Regions from separate parts of the Homo sapiens genome. Here region 2 is linked to region 1. A link is a loop called in an ENCODE intact Hi-C map of the cell type or tissue named here. Cell type or tissue: heart left ventricle. All regions are shown on one strand. Each heading gives the region's core, and the rest is flanking DNA. Links, peaks and the distances in the headings are about the cores only.

The links. A loop is a pair of places that touch in the nucleus more often than their neighbours do. Peaks named below come from ENCODE experiments on the same cell type or tissue, not always from the same donor. Only the 100,000 strongest peaks of a DNase experiment are listed, where the experiment ranks them.
Region 2: it touches region 1 in a loop (4-fold over the local background); 15 of 110 quality-filtered maps call a loop at or near these places.

Annotation. Positions count from the first base shown.
Region 1 is chr3:52,216,838-52,225,156 of GRCh38, forward strand. TLR9 (toll like receptor 9) reads right to left here. Exons shown (of 2, transcript NM_017442.4): 2 at 4,243-7,475. The coding sequence ends at 4,380. Among named protein-coding and RNA genes, the nearest start is that of TLR9, 4.6 kb to the right of the region's middle. In heart left ventricle, for the core only: a CTCF peak has its summit at 3,762 (motif pointing right); DNase peaks (open chromatin) are centred at 349, 3,754 and 5,349; H3K4me3 peaks cover 767 bases; H3K27ac peaks cover 2,584 bases.
Region 2 is chr3:51,997,973-52,006,291 of GRCh38, forward strand. No RefSeq gene overlaps it. Among named protein-coding and RNA genes, the nearest start is that of RPL29, 6.2 kb to the left of the region's middle. RefSeq lists an enhancer at 6,497-7,377. In heart left ventricle, for the core only: CTCF peaks have their summits at 3,679 (motif pointing right), 3,883 and 6,413 (motif pointing right); DNase peaks (open chromatin) are centred at 3,709, 6,419, 7,589 and 7,863; H3K4me3 peaks cover 456 bases; H3K27ac peaks cover 1,423 bases.

The DNA of each region.
Region 1 (8,319 bases), core at 208-8,207:
TCTGGTCACCACCCACAATGACTTTTCCCCTGCTGGCCATTTGCCCTGTTGTAATGTCATCTCCCTGAGGACAGGTGCCCTGTATTCTCACTTCCGTGTCCTTAAAGTCCAGCACAGTGCCTAATACATAGTGGATGCTAAACAAATGTGTACTGAATGAAAGAAAAAGAAACCCAATGGCAACAGGTCAAGTTTACTAGAAAGACTGAGACAGCTGAAGCAAAACCAAGCAGCTGGAGTTGAGCAGAGTCCTTTGACCTCGCCTCCCTTCTCGTAGCTCTAGAAACGGCAGCTGTGTTTTCTCCTCTCTGTACAGAGTTGGGCTGGCACCCCTTCCCAGGAAGCTGGCAGTGGGCCTGGGGCACACACCCTCAGAGCTCGGCTGAGTCACACTCCCATCAGATAAAACCATACACCTAGGCAGGCTACAGGGCTTGATGGAAACCACATCACCTCGGAATCATGATTCAGTTCCTTCCTGCTCAGGAAACGAGCCTCGCTTAGCATTCCTGGCTCTGCTGCCTCACAGGAGCTTTCAGGGCTTTCCATTGTCCCTGTCATTCCCACGCCCAGGACTCCATCACCTCCCTTCCTTCAAATGGGATTGTTCTCCTCCAGCTGGGGTAATGTTGCTACCTGAATGCTTAGGAAGATCCACTCTTCCTTCGTAAGACCCAGAGCCAGCAGAAGCAAGGCCCTCAGGTGCATGTGCCCCTCCCTGCTTCTTGGGGTTATGAGAACGAAGGACCGGGTGATCTGCAGGAAGTAGGCGGGATTCGTGAACTGCTTAAAAATGGAAGTTTGGGCCGGGCTCCATGGCTCACGCCTGTAATCCCAACACTCTGGGAGGCCAAAGCAGGTGGATCACTTGAGGTCAGGTGTCCGAGACCAGCCTGGCCAACATGATGAGACCCCATCTCTACTAAAAATACAATAAATTAGCCAGGCGTGATGGTGCGCACTTGTAATCCCAGCTACTTGGGAGGCTGAGGCAGGAGAATCGCTTGAACCCGGGAAGCGGAGGTTGCAGTGAACCAAGATCACACCACTACACTCCAGCCTGGGTAACAGAGCGAGAGTCCGTCTTACAAAAAAAAAAAAAAAGAAAGAAAAGAAAGGAAGTTTGGCTTTTATAAGCAACTCTAGTGTGAAACTACGATGTCATGAAAGTTCTCTAAGGATATTTAGAAGCTGACGGCATTAAATAAGGTGTCCTAAAGGGAAAAGGGCAAACTGTATTTGAAATCTTAGTGAACAGACATTCCTCTCCTTGAAGTTTTCCTCTATCAGGTTGCCTGAGTCTCATGCCTGCTCCTCTACTTCCTTGTGCTGGGAAGCACTCTCTGCTCCCCAACACGAGGGGATAACACCAGGTCCATGGACTTTCCCAGGAGCCCTGGTCCTGCTCCCAGAGACAGCTACTGTCCCAGCTGCATGTGCCTCTGATGCAACCACATCTGAACCCTGTCAGTGCCCTGGGAGGCACTGGGTGGAGAGAGAAACACTGAAGCCACATCAGTTGAGGGTCCTGCGTGTAAATCCCATCACCTAATAATAACTGAGGCCCTGCTCAGTGTTTCAGACCCTTACCCATAGTGTACGAATCCCTCCAACGTCCTGCAGAGTGGCGCTGCTCATTCCCATTTATAGAGCGAGCAAGCTGAGGCTCCAGTAGGGGAGGTCACCTGCCTGAGACAATCCAAATGGCAGAACTGGCAGGCAAGCCCAGGCAATCTGGCCTGAGTCCTGTCTCTTTCCTGGCCGTGCTGATGGGCAAGGATGGCCGCCGTGTGGAGGAGAGAACCTGGAGCCATCTCTGAGTACCCTTCCTGACTACAATGCAGAGGGCGCCGCCTCCCACCCAGCCCCACCCTGGCCCAGCTCCAACCACTTCCTGCAGGACCTGAGATAGTGGTGCGCGGCTTCTCTGATCACGTAGACAGCACAGAGCCAAGTGCCACAGACCCCCAGACTCACCTGAGCCGAGCCCAACAGCCCCCTACCATGGCCCGTGTGCTTCCTCTCCAAATGCTCTCCTGAATCTCCAGCCCCAAAAGCATCAGGGCTGTGAGCGTGGGTGGGGGGTGGGGAGATGGAAGGTCCACCAGGAACTGCTGGAGGGTGGGCCTGGCAATCCCAAGACAGGCAGGTTTGCCTTGCCTCCCACATGCAAAATATGGTTCCCTGAATGGGATTCTGTTTCCAGCTTCCTGTCCCTGCCCCTGATTGTGGCCAGAATAGTCTCAGAGCCACTCAACAGTGGACTTCCCTAGACTCCAGCCAGGGGGAAAAGACTATTGTTTTCTTTTCTCTGCAGGCAGCCAAGGAAGGATGACAGGTTGGGTCAGAGCCCACGTGGGGCACAGGGCTTCCGATTGGTAGGTCAGAGACCCTCCTTCTTTCAGATGAGCAGATAACAGGGATCTACAGCCCACCACAGGAGCCCCTGTACCCAAGTCAGAAAGAGGACGGCAGCATAGACTTCCCCCACAGCCATGCCCTGGGGAGTAGGGCAAAAGCAACCCTCCAAGGGCTGCCATGATGAGCCCACCAAGTTAGCTGTCTGCTGCCAGCTCTAGCTCTCCCCTCCAGAGGCCCTGAGTGGACAAGCAGATCTCAAACTGGCCTGGACCGGCCAAACCGGGCCCCAGCTCCAACCTGTCAGCCTGCATATTTCTCCCCTGCTCCTCAAAGGGCAGTTTTGGCTGTGGTAATGGTGTAGGCTGCCAGCCCAAGAGAGGGCCCCTCAGGGGCTCCAGGCCTGACGCTCCTCATGGCTCCACACACAGTGTGGAGGAGATCCTGCTGAGGACAGACCCTGACCTCTCCAAACACTGGTCATTGGGGCTCCCAGCTCTATCCTGAAATGTACACTATCACATATAGAAGCCGGGTGCAGTGGCTCACACCTGTAATCCCAGCACTTTGGGAGGCCGAGGCAGGAGGATTGCTTGAGCCCAGGAGCTTAAGACCAGCCTGGGCAACGTGGTGAAACCTGGTCTCTACTAAAAATATAAAATTTAGCTGGGTGTGGCCTGTAGTCTCAGCTACATGGGAGGGTGAGATGGAGCACCTGGTCCCAGAAGGTTGAGGCTGCAGTGAGCTGTGATCCCACCATTGCATTGCACTCCAGCCTGGGTGACAGAGCAAGACTGTGGCAAAAAAAAAAAAAAAAAAAAAGGTCAGGCTTGGTGGCTCACGCCTATAATCCCAGCATTTTGTGGGGCTGAGGCGGGAGGATCACTTGCATCCAAGAGTCTGAGACCAGCCTAGGCAACATAGTGAGATCCTGTTTCTACAAAAAAATAAAAAATTCGCTGAGTATGGTGGTGCACCCCTGTGGTCCTAACTACTCAGGAGGCTGAGGTGGGAGGATCGCTTGAGCCCAGGAGGTCAAGGCTGCAGTGTTCATGCCACTGCACTCCAGCCTGGGTGACAGAGTGAGACCTTGTCTCAGAAAGAAAGAAGAGAGAGAGAGAGAGAGAGAGAGAGAGAAAGGAAGGAAGGAGGGAGGGAGGGAGGAAGGAGGGAGGGACGGAGGGAGGGAGGGAGAGAGGGAAGGAGGGAGGGAGGGAGGGAGGTGGCTTGCCTAGGTGTCCCTTTAATATCAGAATGGAGAGACCCAGCAAGCACCTGTAGGTGGAAAGAGAAAGGAGTGGATTCTCCTGTCTGTGGCTCCCAGCTCCCTGCTGCAGGGATGCACCCACAGGCCTTCCCCTCCCGACCCTGAACCAGCCTTCTCCGCTTGGCACAGGCATGGCCACCAGAGGGCGCAATCACCCCTCCACCTTTGCTGCAATTCATTCTACCGTTTTGGAATGAACAGTCCCCATAGCTGCTGCCACTCAAGACTTTGCTGAGCGCCAGAAAGGAACCAAGCCTGCAGCTTCTCTGCCCTCAAGGCATTCCAGTCCAGTAGGCGAGGGAGACAGACAACCTGAGACCCATACACAACAAAGGGGTGCTGCCAAGTCTGTCAGGTGCTGCCCGGTTCTGCATGGGAAAGGTAGGGCAGGGCATTCTGGGAGGGGCTAAAAGAGGCCCCTACTCTCTGGGAAGGACCAAGACCACATCCAGTGACCATCATCAGACTCCCCAGAGAACAGAGCTTAGCAGCTTCCTCCCCTGCAGACCTCTGTCCCGTCTTTATGGCAATTTTCCCTAAGCTGCTTCGTGGAGGCCTGGAGAATTCTCCCTTCCCTCCTCCTGTCCATGCCTCCAGTGAGCTCAGAGTTAGCCATCTAGCCTTCGGTAGCATTTATTGAGTGCCTGCTCTGTGTCAGGTGTGGGGTGAGGGAGGCGAGCAGGGGAGGGTCAGACCAGGCAGGCAGAGGTGAGGTGAGTGTGGAGGTGGCACCGTGCAGGATTCCGGCTCACGGCTATTCGGCCGTGGGTCCCTGGCAGAAGTTCCGGTTATAGAAGTGGTGGTTGTCCCTGGTCAGGGCCATGCCCAGCTGGGCCCAGAAGCTGCGCTGACCACTGGGCTGGTGGGGCCAGAGGAGGACACTCTGGCGGCAGAGGCGCTGGCGCAGCCGCACGTAGCGGGAGCGGCGGCCGTCAGGGCTCAGGATCACCAGCACCACGACGTCCTTGCGGTCCTCCAGCAGGCGCTGCTGGGCCAGCAGGAAGCTGGCGCGCAAGAGACCACTGACCCGGTCCGTGTGGGCCAGCACAAACAGCGTCTTGCGGCTGCCATAGACCGAGGCCCACAGGTTCTCAAAGAGGGTTTTGCCAGGCAGCCAGTCGCGTTCCTCCAGGCACAGGCGGAGTGCCCAGCGCCCACGGCACTCCTCCAGCTGCCCCCGAAGCTCGTTGTACACCCAGTCTGCCACTGCGCTCTGCGTTTTGTCGAAGACCACGAAGGCATCGTAGGGCAGGGCATCCTCATCTCGCCCACTTTGCCGCCCCCGCCAGGGAAGCCAGGCCAGGCACAGGTGGAAGCAGTACCAGAGGTCCCAGCCACAGAGGTGATGCAGCATGGGCACACCCAGGCCCAGAGCCACAGCCAGCAGCGAGAGGGCGAAACAGTCCCAGGAGAGGGCCTCATCCAGGCAGAGGCGCAGGTCCTGTGCAAAGATGCTGAGGCCCTGGAGCTGGCCCGGACTGCCACACTTCACCCGGCTGGGCAGACCGGGCACGGCAGCCTGCACCTCCAGCAGGAAGTCCATAAAGGCCGCCCCACAGGCGCAGTGCAGAGGGTTGGCGCTTACATCTAGTATTTGCAGGGCACTCGCCAGGGGCCCAAACCAGGAGTGGTCCACTGTCTTGAGGGCGTTGGCGCTAAGGTTGAGCTCTCGCAGCTCCTTGGCCTTGGAAAAGAAGCCGGGGGCCACGAAGCTGATGCTGTTGCAGCTGACATCCAGCCTCCGGAGCCGGGTGCCAGCAGGCAGGCTGCCATTGGTCAGGGCCTTCAGCTGGTTTCCTGCCAGGTCGAGGACTTCCAGTTTGGGCAGGAAGTGGAGGCTCCACCACTTAAAGAAGGCCAGGTAATTGTCACGGAGACGCAGCACCTGTAGGCTCTTGGGGAGGTTGCGCAGGGTTTGGGGCAGGAGGGTGTGCAGGCGGTTCTGGGACAAGTCCAGCCAGATCAAACCGCTCAGGCCTTGGAAGAAGTGCAGATAGAGGTCTCCCTCGGCCCACATATGGCCCAGTGCATTGCCGCTGAAGTCCAGGGCCCGCAGCGACGTACTGCAGAGCTGCTGGGACACTTGGCTGTGGATGTTGTTGTGGGCCAGGCTGAGGTGGCGCAGGGTGCGCAGGTGAGCCACGAAGCTGAAGTTGTGGCCCACGCCCTGCATGCCAAAGGGCTGGCTGTTGTAGCTGAGGTCCAGGGCCTCCAGTCGCGGTAGCTCCGTGAATGAGTGCTCGTGGTAGAGGTCCAGCTTATTGTGGGACAGGTCTAGCACCTGCAGACCGGTCAGCGGCAGGAACTGGGAGCCATTGACTGCCTGCGAGATGCAGTTGTGGCTCAGGCGCAGGCACTGCAGGTGCGAGAGCTGGGCAAACATCTCCGGCTGCACGGTCACCAGGTTGTTCCGTGACAGATCCAAGGTGAAGTTGAGGGTGCTGCAGTTGGGCCTGAAGTCTTCAGAGCTGGGAGTGTCCACTGGGGCCGGAGCAAGGTCCCCAGGCTGCAGCCAGACCTTCTCCCCTCCATCTGCCTCCCCCATGGTGGCTGTCAGCTCCGAAGCTCCGCTGATGCGGTTGTCCGACAGGTCCACGTAGCGCAGGCCAGGGAAGGCCCTGAAGATGCCGAGCTGGGCCTGGTTGATGAAGTTCATCTGCAGACGCAGAGTCTGGAGCATGGGCAGGCGGGCCAGTGGCCGGAGCGTGGTCTCATCGAGTGAGCGGAAGAAGATGCCGTGCATGTCCAGCTCCTTCAGGGCGACCAGGCTCCCGAAGGAAGGGGCCAGAGACAGGTGGGCAAAGGACACCCTCTTTTGGTAATTGAAGGACAGGTTAAGCTTGCGCAGCTGTGTTAGGCCCTGGAAGGCCTTGGTTTTAGTGATGCATTTGTAGAGGAAGTTCTCACTCAGGTCCAGCACTCGGAGGTTTCCCAGCCCACGGAACCAACTGGCATTCAGCCAGGAGAGAGAACTGTCCTTCAACACCAGGCCTTCAAGACGGCTCAGGTGGCTGAAGGTATCGGGATGTAGCTGGGGGAAGTGACGAGGGCACTCCATGCAGGGGTTGGGAGCGTGGTCGCAGCGGCGGCAATTTCCGCCCACATCGAGCACACGCAGGGCGGTCAGATTGGCCAGGTCCTCAGGCGCCAGTTTGACGATGCGGTTGTAGGACAACAGCAGATACTCCAGGCTGGAAGGCAGGTTGCGGGGCACCACAGTGAGGTTGTTGTACTTGAGTGACAGGTGGGTGAGGTTGCCCAGGCCAAGGAGGGCACCCGGGGCCACCTCCAGTGCCTGCCTGCAGGGGTTCTTGTAATAACAGTTGCCGTCCATGAATAGGAAGCGCAGGGCATGCAGGCCGGCGAGGCTGGCAGAGTCTAGCATCAGGATGTTGGTATGGCTGAGGGACAGGGATATGAGGGATTTGGGCAGCGCAGGCACAGTCATGATGTTGTTGTAGCTCAGGTTTAGCTCTTCCAGGGTGGGCACAGCCAAGAAGGTGCTGGGCTCGATGGTCATGTGGCAGGGGAAGTGCATGGGGCTGAGGCCAACCGGCGGGCAGTTCCACTTGAGGTTGAGATGCCGCAGGCTGGGCAGGTGGGCAAAGTCAGAATCATGGAGGTGGTGGATGCGGTTGGAGGACAAGGAAAGGCTGGTGACATTGCCACGGGGTGCTGCCATGGAGAAGTGGGGCACAGACTTCAGGAACAGCCAGTTGCAGTTCACCAGGCCGTGGGGCTGGAGCTCACAGGGTAGGAAGGCAGGCAAGGTACCCAGGGCCAGGGTCATGGCCAGCATGATGGCCTGCACCAGGAGAGACAGCGGGTGCAGGGCGCTGCGGCAGAAACCCTGTGGGGGTGGGAGGGCTGTGTGAGTGGCCGGCCCCCAGCTCTACCTCCACCCACTCCACTTCATGGGCATCTTCTAGCATCTTCCAACCCCTCTCTCCAAGCCCTACCTGCAGAAGTTCTTCCTGGCTGCCAAGCCCCATTCCCATCCCCCATGGCTTGTGGGGAACCTGAACTCAGTCTCAGACCCAGTCTTGGACTCAGAATTAGGCTTCAGAACCAGGACTGAGACCTAGAATCCAGACTTATGATCTACAGCTTTCACTTAACCAATCCCTGGCTATACCAGGCCAGGCAAGGTGGCCCACGGCCCCCCCTGGTCTCTCCCCGACTTTCCCTTCCTGCTCCTGAGCAAGGTGGCAGCTGGCTCCCTCCCCTCCAGCTGCCCTGAAATCCGCTCTCTGCCCTCCACCAGCCACCCCACAACCCCTTCCTTTTCCTTCGGCCAAGATTCAGGCAGGTGTGAGAGTCTCCCACTATGGCCCAGGCCGGCTGCCTCCCAGGGACCCTGGCCAGAGGGCACTGCACAGCTCCATCACTCTCTGCCTGCCTCACCTAGCCCGAGAGCCTTTGCCTTATGGGTCAGAACAGATGGAGAGAGGGGTGGCCTGCAAAGTGCCAGACAGAGCCAGCCCCAAGCTACAGGCCCAGTGAGACCCAAACCCAGGCTCCAGCCCCAGCTCCATCAGTGCCTCAGTCTCCTCGTCCCCTCTGGGGGTTTGGGTCTCATTGCTCAGAAGAGGGCTTCAGTGGCTGGGCACGGTGGCTCACACCTGTAATCCCAGCAGTTTGGGAAGCCGAAGTGGGCAGATCACCTGAGGTCTGGAGTTCAAGACCAGCCTGAC
Region 2 (8,319 bases), core at 69-8,068, 220 kb before region 1:
CTCAGCATAATGTAGATAGAGCAAGAGCTTAATAAACACATGCCCAGTGAACGTTCCTTGACAAGCCAGGTTCGTGGAGTGACAGACGCATACTGCAGAGGTTTAGGGAGTGAAGCGGAAAGGAGGTTGTGGAGGCAGGACATGTGGATGACTCATTACCAAAGCATTCCTGAGAAAGGGGAGAGAATTCTGACAGGTGTGAGTTGGGAGAATGAAAAGCAGGCTTATATACTGATGGATGATCTGGTGCCAAGAAAGAAACAGCTGAGCCCAGAGGAGAGTGTCTCTGCAGGAATAAAGTCCCTGTGGGGTGCTGAGCACAGGTAGAGAACCTGGTGGGCAAAGACAGGGGCTACAGGAGGTGGGGGTGGTGTGATGCCTGACAGCAAGTCAGGACTTCAGCTCAGGAAGTTGAAGAGGTGGCTGTGGAGACTGGGACAGGGAGGAGGAGGTCTGACTGCCACATCCTTGAGAAAGAGAAGCCAGCAGGGTAGAGGCTGACAGCGGGGGCAGTGATGACTTTATTTATTTACTTTTATTTATTTTATTTATTTATTTATTTATTTTGAGACAGAGTTTTGCTCTCATTGCCCAGGCTGGAGTGCAATGGCGCGATGTTGGCTCACTGCAACCTCCACCTCCTGGGTTCAAACGATTCTATTGCCTCAGCCTCCCGAGTAGCTGGGATTACAGGCACCTGCCACCATGCCCAGCTAATTTTTGTGTTTTTAGTAGAGACGGGGTTCTACCATGTTGGCAATGCTGGTCTCGAACTCCTGACCTCAGGTGATCCACACTCCTTGGCCTCCCAAAGTGCTGGGATTACAGGCGTGAGCCTGTAATCCATGTCCAGCCTGTGATGACTTTAAAAGAACCAGGCTGCCCTGCTATGTGGCCTTCCAGCTGGGTAGCGACTCCCGCAGCTCCTAAAAAGTGAGTAGTGACTTGGTTTAGCTAGACTGTTACGACAGAGGCAGAAAAAGCAGTGAGCAGAAAGCCACGGTCTGACGGGGGAGGCAGATTCAGAGATGGACGATGGTCATGCAGTACCACTGGGGCTGTGTTAGGGATTGGCCCAGAGTTAAATCCCAGCTGTTAGGCAAGGGGGAGTCAGTGACAAGAATGAGGAACTTTGGCTGTGACCTGAGGGGACCTGTCCAGGAGCCAAAGGGGACCATGACCTGGAGCCACTGACCTGTCATGCTTTTCTTTTCTTTTTCTTTTTTTTTGAGACAGAGTTTTGCTGTTGTTGCCCAGGCTGGAGTGCAATGACACGATCTCAGTTCACTGCAACCTCCGCCTCCCCAGTTCAAGCGATTCTCCTGGCTCAGCCTCCTGAGTAGCTGGGATTACAGGCGCCTGCCATCACACCCAGCTAATTTTTGTATTTTTAGTAGAGATGAGTTTTCACCATGTTGGTCAGGCTGGTCTTGAACTCCTAACCTCAAGTGATCCACCCACCTTGGCCTCCCAAAATGCTGGGATTACAGGCGTGACCAACCACGCCTAGTCCCTGTCATGCTTTTCAAAGTGGGATGGATGGTAGGGTCATCCATGTCTATAAAGATAGTATTCTTTCTAGGGATAGTTTTCTTTATTTCTCCCTTCCTTCCTTTCTTCCTCCCTCCCTCCCTCCCTCCTTTCTTTCTTTTCTTCCTCCCTCCCTTTTTCACTCCTCTCTTTCATAAATGGAAACTTACACTATATGAACTCTTCTGTAACCTGATTTTATGCATTTAGTCATAATTTGTGGACATCTTTCTCTGCTCATGAAAATCTTTTGTAATCTTAATCTATTTTACATATTTTGAAACATTATTTTGAGAAGAGGTCAATAAATATCACCATATGTCAATGGAGTCTCTGGCACACACATACAAAAAGGCAAAGAACTTAACCTTTCCTCTAGGGTTGACACACTCTCACCCTCCATGAGTGAGTGGTTCTTGCTCCATCTCAAATCTGCCTGGAGGCCGGGCTCCACTTGCCTCCTCCATGGAGTAGACTTGGGCAGAGCCACTATCTGGACTCAGCAGAGCATAAGCCAGGTCTCTCTCAAATGCCTTGGGCACAAGGCAGAGAAAGATGTGAGCCTGGGTGACAAGATAGGGCTGGATGGGGCTGGATGTGATCAGCCCAACCCATGTGGCCTGCAAGGGTGTTGTCTTGACCAGGCCTTGTCCAGACCCATTACCCAATTCAAAGCCCGAGTAGGATCCCATAGTGTCTCCTCAGCAAAGTGATGGGGTTGGAGACCCCTGGGGTTGTTTTTGCAGTTCCTGTCACAGTCCCAGGAGTATATGGGGACCTGATACATGTTTGAGGAGTTAAATGTGCACATTTCACAAATCCAGGAAGATGACAGAATCAGGGTGGAGAAGCCAGCTGGCCTGGAGGGATTTCTCAGAGATAAGAGTCAGCTCTTCTCCTGGACCCAGAGCCTTGCTTGCCAAGCCTCAGTTCCCAGCGTAACGTGGGGATAAAAATAGTAATAACCTCTTGGGGCTAAACTGGATAATTTGAGTAAAGCACAGAACACTATGTTAAGTACACAGTAGGTGCTCAATCATTGTTAGTCCCATCCATGCATCTTCCCCACAAGGCCTCAGGTGAGGGAGACGGGGCTTGGGGAAAGAAAATCAGTGGCAAGTGGATGCTAAAAATAAGGACAAGATCCAAGGAACAACAAGAGAAAGCCAAGGTGGAGGAAAGTGGCGGTGCTCGCGGGGGCTGGGTCCCTTCAGCCTCTGAGGTTCCTGAGATACAGGGACTACCAGTGTTTTCAGGTAAGAGGGACTGTGAAGGTTGTCAGAACCAGGGTGTTTTATCTGGTTGTTTTACCCCCACAAGACAGAAGTGTGGAGGTGGGGTGGGCTTTGGGACTTTGGATCTGCTTAGAACTTTCTGAGGGAGGGGCTACCTGATTCTGTGTGTCCCTAGAAGACAGAGCTGTGACTGAGGACAGCAAATGCCAGCTTCGTGGACAAGGGGCATTTTTGCAATCAGAATTCCCTCCAAAATATGGGCTGCTCCCAGCAGTAGTGAGCTTCCTGATACAAGGGTTTTGCCAGCAGCGATTGAATGCCCTGGGGTTGGGGGTTTAAAAATGGGATGGAGGGGGCCAGCCATGGTGGCTTACGCCCATAATCCCAGCACTTTGGGAGGCTGAGCTGTGTGGATCACTTGAGGTCAGGAGTTCAAGACCAGCCTGGCCAACATGATGAAACCCCATCTCCACTAAGAATACAAAAAATTAAGATGGGTGTGGGGGTGGGCACCTGTAATCCCTGCTACTTGGGAGGCTGAGGCAGGAGAATCGCTTGAACCCAGGAGGCGGAGGTTGCAGTGAGTTGAGATCGCGCCATTGTCCTCCAGCCTGGGAAACAAGAGTGAAACTCTGTCTCAAAAAAAAAAAAAAAAAGTGGAATGCAGGGTTGGAAAATAGAGTTAAGTTCACTCCCCACCAGGAGCCTGGGATTCAAAGCTCCTGGTAGAAGGAAAGGGCCATGGGCTGCATGCAACGCCAGGCTGGTGCTCAGTATCTGTCAAAAGAGAGTCATTTCCAGCAGAAACTGGAAGGTGCGGCCCATTCCTCAGGTCATCGCGCGCGCGCCCCTTTCAGCCCCAGGCCTGATCTCCCTCTGGGGGCGCACCTGGCCCACCTAGCCCAGGAGTGAGCCGGGATGTGAGCCTATCGTCCGCAAGGGGGCAGAGTGGGACCGCGGATGAAGTCTGGTGCTGCAGGTGGGCTGTAGACAGGCACCCGCTCCCCTCCGGCGGGACACTCTTGCAGCCTCCCAGGCCTTTCACAGCTGCGCTTCTCAGCACGCCCCACCACCCCCACCTCCAGATTCAGTGCCTGTCTATTTTGAACAGGTTCTCTAGGCTGGGTCAGGTCTCCCTCAGCTCCAAGTTCCTGGTGGTGGTGGTGAGTTGTCTTCCCCCAGAGAGGGTTCAAGGCAGAGGAAGTAGAGCCTGTGGGCATCCCTGGGCACAGCCCCTCCTGGCCCACTTTAGACTTACCCAAGGGCGATGCCTCTTGTGGGTTAAAGGAACAGGCTTTGGCATCAGACAGACTTGGTTTTCGATTCTGACTGCCACTCACCAGCAGAGCATCTTCACCTCTTGGAGCCTGCCTGCCACAGTGGAGGCGAGTAGCACCAGGGCTGAGGAGGCAGGAAGCCTCCCAGAGCCTCGCTGTGCATTTGGGAGGCCCGCGGGTTTGATTGTGAGACCGCACAGCAGCCTTTGGAGGGGGTATGGTTTTTATCACCCCACTTCACAGGTGGGGAGATGGAGTCCTTGGGCATGACTGGCTAGAGGTCCCACAGCCAAATGGAGAGCTACTGCAGTCCAGGCACCTACCAGAATCTGGGGGGGCACGGGGTGGTTTGTACCCAATGAGGCCATGGAGGGGGCCTTGTGACAGTGACTGCCATGTGACGAGAGAAGCCCGTGGCCTTTATGGCCAACGGATGCCCAGAGTGAGGGCATCCTCTGTGCCAGCCCCTGCTTCTGCCAGACACACCTGCCACATCCAGAGCAGGCCTACAAAGGAGGTGGTAGTGTCCTTGGGTGGAGGGCAGGCTGCTGCCTGAGCAGGCCTGGGCTGGGGTCAGTTGGCCTCAGGCAGCCAAGGACTGGCCAAGTATAAATGGAAGAAAAGTCCAGCAGCACAGAAAACCGACCTGCTAGGAAGGATGGGAGGGAAGGGATAGGGTAGGTGGGTGACATGAGGGTGTTGGACAGGGCTGGATGGAAGCCCGAAGTATCTCTCCCCACTCCTGTTCCCAGCCACAAAAGGAGGCTACGGAGATTCCCTTTTAACAAAGAGCATCTGAAAAGGAAGAATGAAGCTGAGGGTTGGGAGGGACACCCCTCTCCTTTCCCTCCCCAGCAGGCTCCAATGGCCCCAGCAATGTCGTTGCCTTGGCAACCACAGCCCCCTTCTAGCTCCCTTTCTCCTTTAACCCCATCCTGCCTGGATGCACCTCTCGCCTGTACCCTCCCTCCCTCTCTTCCCAGCTCAGACTAAAGAGAGACTTGGCGGGCTGGGGAGAAAGGACTTCTCTGCTCACCAAGCAGTCCTGGGGTTAATGCCCTGGCTGCATCCCAGGACCGCCCCTTCCTAGGGATCAGATGGACAACTCTTTAAGATGGAGACAGGACAGGACGAAATGACCTTTGAAAGAATTATTCTGAATGAACAAGGGAGCTGTCTTCTCCCAAAGATTTCAAGCCCCAAGTCTCCCAGTCCTCACTCCCTCCCAGGAGACAGAGGCTGTGACCCAGGAGCCCCTGGCGGAGTTTAGGAAACAAGCGCTGGAGCAGGGGGGTTTGAAGATCATCTAGTTCCCCTCTCTAAGCCAATGGGTGGGGAAACTGAGGTCTAAGAGGAGGAGGAATTTACTCAAGGGCACACAGTGAGTATTGGAGAGTCAGGGAGGGAACCAGAGAGGCCTGAGCCGGGATGAGGGTGGAGGCTGCATTTGCTACCGTTGGCCCGAGGAGTGGCTAGGTACAGAGGGCCACAGGAGACCTGCACCCCATGGGAAGGCAGTTGCTGATGTTTCTCTCCTGAGTCCAGAGAAAGCCCCTGGCTGCCCTCACCCACTTTTGTTCCCTGAGAGGTGCCTGCCTCCCTACCATTGGTGTTCCTGGGTTTCCTAAACTTAGTGCTTCAGTAACCCCCTCCCAGGCCCCAGCGCAACATAGGCTAAGGAAGGAGAATGAGTTCTGGCCCTGTTTAGGGCGGCACACGGGACTCTAGCAAGATCAGAGAGGAGCTAGAATTCTGAGAGGGCTGGGGATTCTAAAGGTCCCATTGAGAGTGTCCCCTGAGCACGAAGGGCTTGTGGCTGCAGGCAGCAGGTTCTGGCCCAAGGGCAGCCCTTTCTTGACTGTGTCCCTGGCAAGTCACTCAACTTCTCAGAGGCTGCTAAATGGCCCAATCCCACCTCCACGTAAACAAGGTCGGCCACACAGGCTACACAAGATTCCCATGAGGCGGCAGACACAGAGCTATGGACAGGTCCTGGGAGGGGGTCCCAGCCCCAAACCTCTTGTATCTGCTGTGCCAGGGCTACTGCCATGATCACTTGGAGCACCTACGGTATGCAGAGCCGGGGAGGCTGGGAGGGGAGGAAGCTGTGGGCACAGCACCCCTAGATGTAGACCAGAGAGGGCTCCATTCAAGCCAGGCCAGCAGGCTCCAGAAACCTTCTGGGGTTGGAGGAGCGCCCTGGGAGCCTCCCTGGAAGATGAGGCAGGCCCTGTGCGATCAGGTGGAGGTGGAGAGAACACAGTGGGCTGGAGAGGGTGAAGGTTGGCATTTGCTCTCATAGCTCTCCCAGCTGATCCGGACCTCCCTGAGCTGTCGCTGCGACCCTGAAGACCCCAAGGCCTGGCCGGAAGAGGGTGCTCTTGCCTTTCCCGCACACAGCCCAAGTCCTGGGCGCCAGCAGAGAAAGGGGCCTGCTGCTGGGGGCTGGAGTCAGGAGCTTTGCCTTTATTGTGGCTGGTTCTCACCACACCCTCAGAGTGTCCTCGCCTGTTAATCCCACGTTGCAGAGGAGGAAACAGGCTCAGAAAAGTAAAGCGACTTGCCCGTGATCACCCAGCTTTTTCTCCCCATCAAAGCCGCTCCTTGAAACTCTCCTGGGCGTGGACACTGCCTGAGACTCTTACACTCAGGTGGGAAGTGTGTCACCCAAGTGTAGGAAGTGTCATCCCAAGATGACAGCTTGAGAAAAGGAAGGGGACGCCTACCGGAAGGAGTGACCCTCTGGTGGACAGTGCTGAGGTGTCCATGGAAGGTGGGGACAGGTGCTAGGAGACTCGGGCCCACCTCATCCAGCAGGCGTCCCCCTGCAATATTGCATTTGTTAGTCCCTCTTTCTACATCGGCCCCATACCCACTCATTAGTTCTTCAAATTCTCAGGCACCCCCTCAGCAGGCAGCCACTGGCGAGGGCTGGGGAGCACGGTCCAGACCTGCCTGGATGCCAGGCAGCTGGGTGACCTTGAGCAGAGACTCAACCCCAAGGCTCAGCTTCCTCATCTGGGAGAGGGGGAGCAGGGCATCACTTACTTGGCAGGCTGTGGTGGGGATCCAGGGACCTGTTCATTCCGAGCACCTACCAGGGCCTGGCCTGTGGACATTGCTCAGTCACTGGCTCACCCAGGCACTCCTCAGCCCTGGTTAATCCCCCAGCCACCTGCCTACTCCTGTGCCCACCTGCGGCTTTGGTCCCCATTTCCCAGTAATCCTCAGGGCCAGGTGCTGGCAGTCAGGGGGTCAGGGTTGTCCCTGCCCACCCAGCAGGTCTCCTAGGACAAGGCTCAGATTGGACAGATGACCAGGCAGGCAAAATGGGGGTCCTTCTCTGCCCTCCCCAATCTCCCCTGGTGGGCAGAGGCTGGTGGGGACAGAGGCAAAGAATCCCGCCCAGAGTGGGGATAAGAGAAGGGGATGGCTCTGCGGTGGCCCTCCTCCCCGTGGGCAGGGCTGCTGGGGACAGGGTCAGATGAGGTTGGGCTGACAAGCAGCTGCTGAGCGGTGGCAGTGAGGGACATGTGGGGACCCCCACCACTCCTAACAACGCGGCACCAGTGCCTAGGAGCCAGCGGGTGAGAGGCCCACGGTCCTGGCTCTGCCTGTCTCAGCGCCTGCTGCCTGCCTGGCACAGGGCCCTTGCAGCACTGGTTTTAATCGATCACTCTTTCCGCAAGCAGCTCCTGGAGGTGCGGGGGTGGCTTCCCCTTGACTCCAATCTCCTGGAGGATGCAGCTTGGCTAAAAATAACTTGAATTACTGAGCTCCCACCCTGGCGCAGAGGAGGGGCCTGGGGGCTGCGGGGGCGGCGCCTGGAGGGAATGTTGCCGCAGCCAGGAGGGGGTTCCCTGACAGGAAGTGGAGAAGAGTGAGTGTCGGCAGGTGGGAAGGAGTGCAGCTTGTTGAAGGGAGGCTGGCCCTTTCTCGCCCATTCCTCCAGGCTCAGGCCTGCTCCCTGGGGACAGTGCTTCTTGAGAAAACCTGGGGAAGGGCTGGCCCTGACCCCTGCACTTGCATCACTGAGGGTAAGTGGCCTGGCTGCAGCGGGGGTGCTCCTCCCAGCACAGACACCGGATTTGGAGGAGACTCCCCCTGTAGATGCTCTGGGCAGGAGCCTCCTCCCTGCCCTCCCACAGGGCACCAGAATGCAAGCCGTGTTGGGCATCAGGCAAGAGGAGTCAGGTCTGGTCTCATGTCCTGTTCCTTCTGTGTGACACTGAACTCAACTTCCTTATCTGATAACTGGATGCAACTGCAAAATCAAG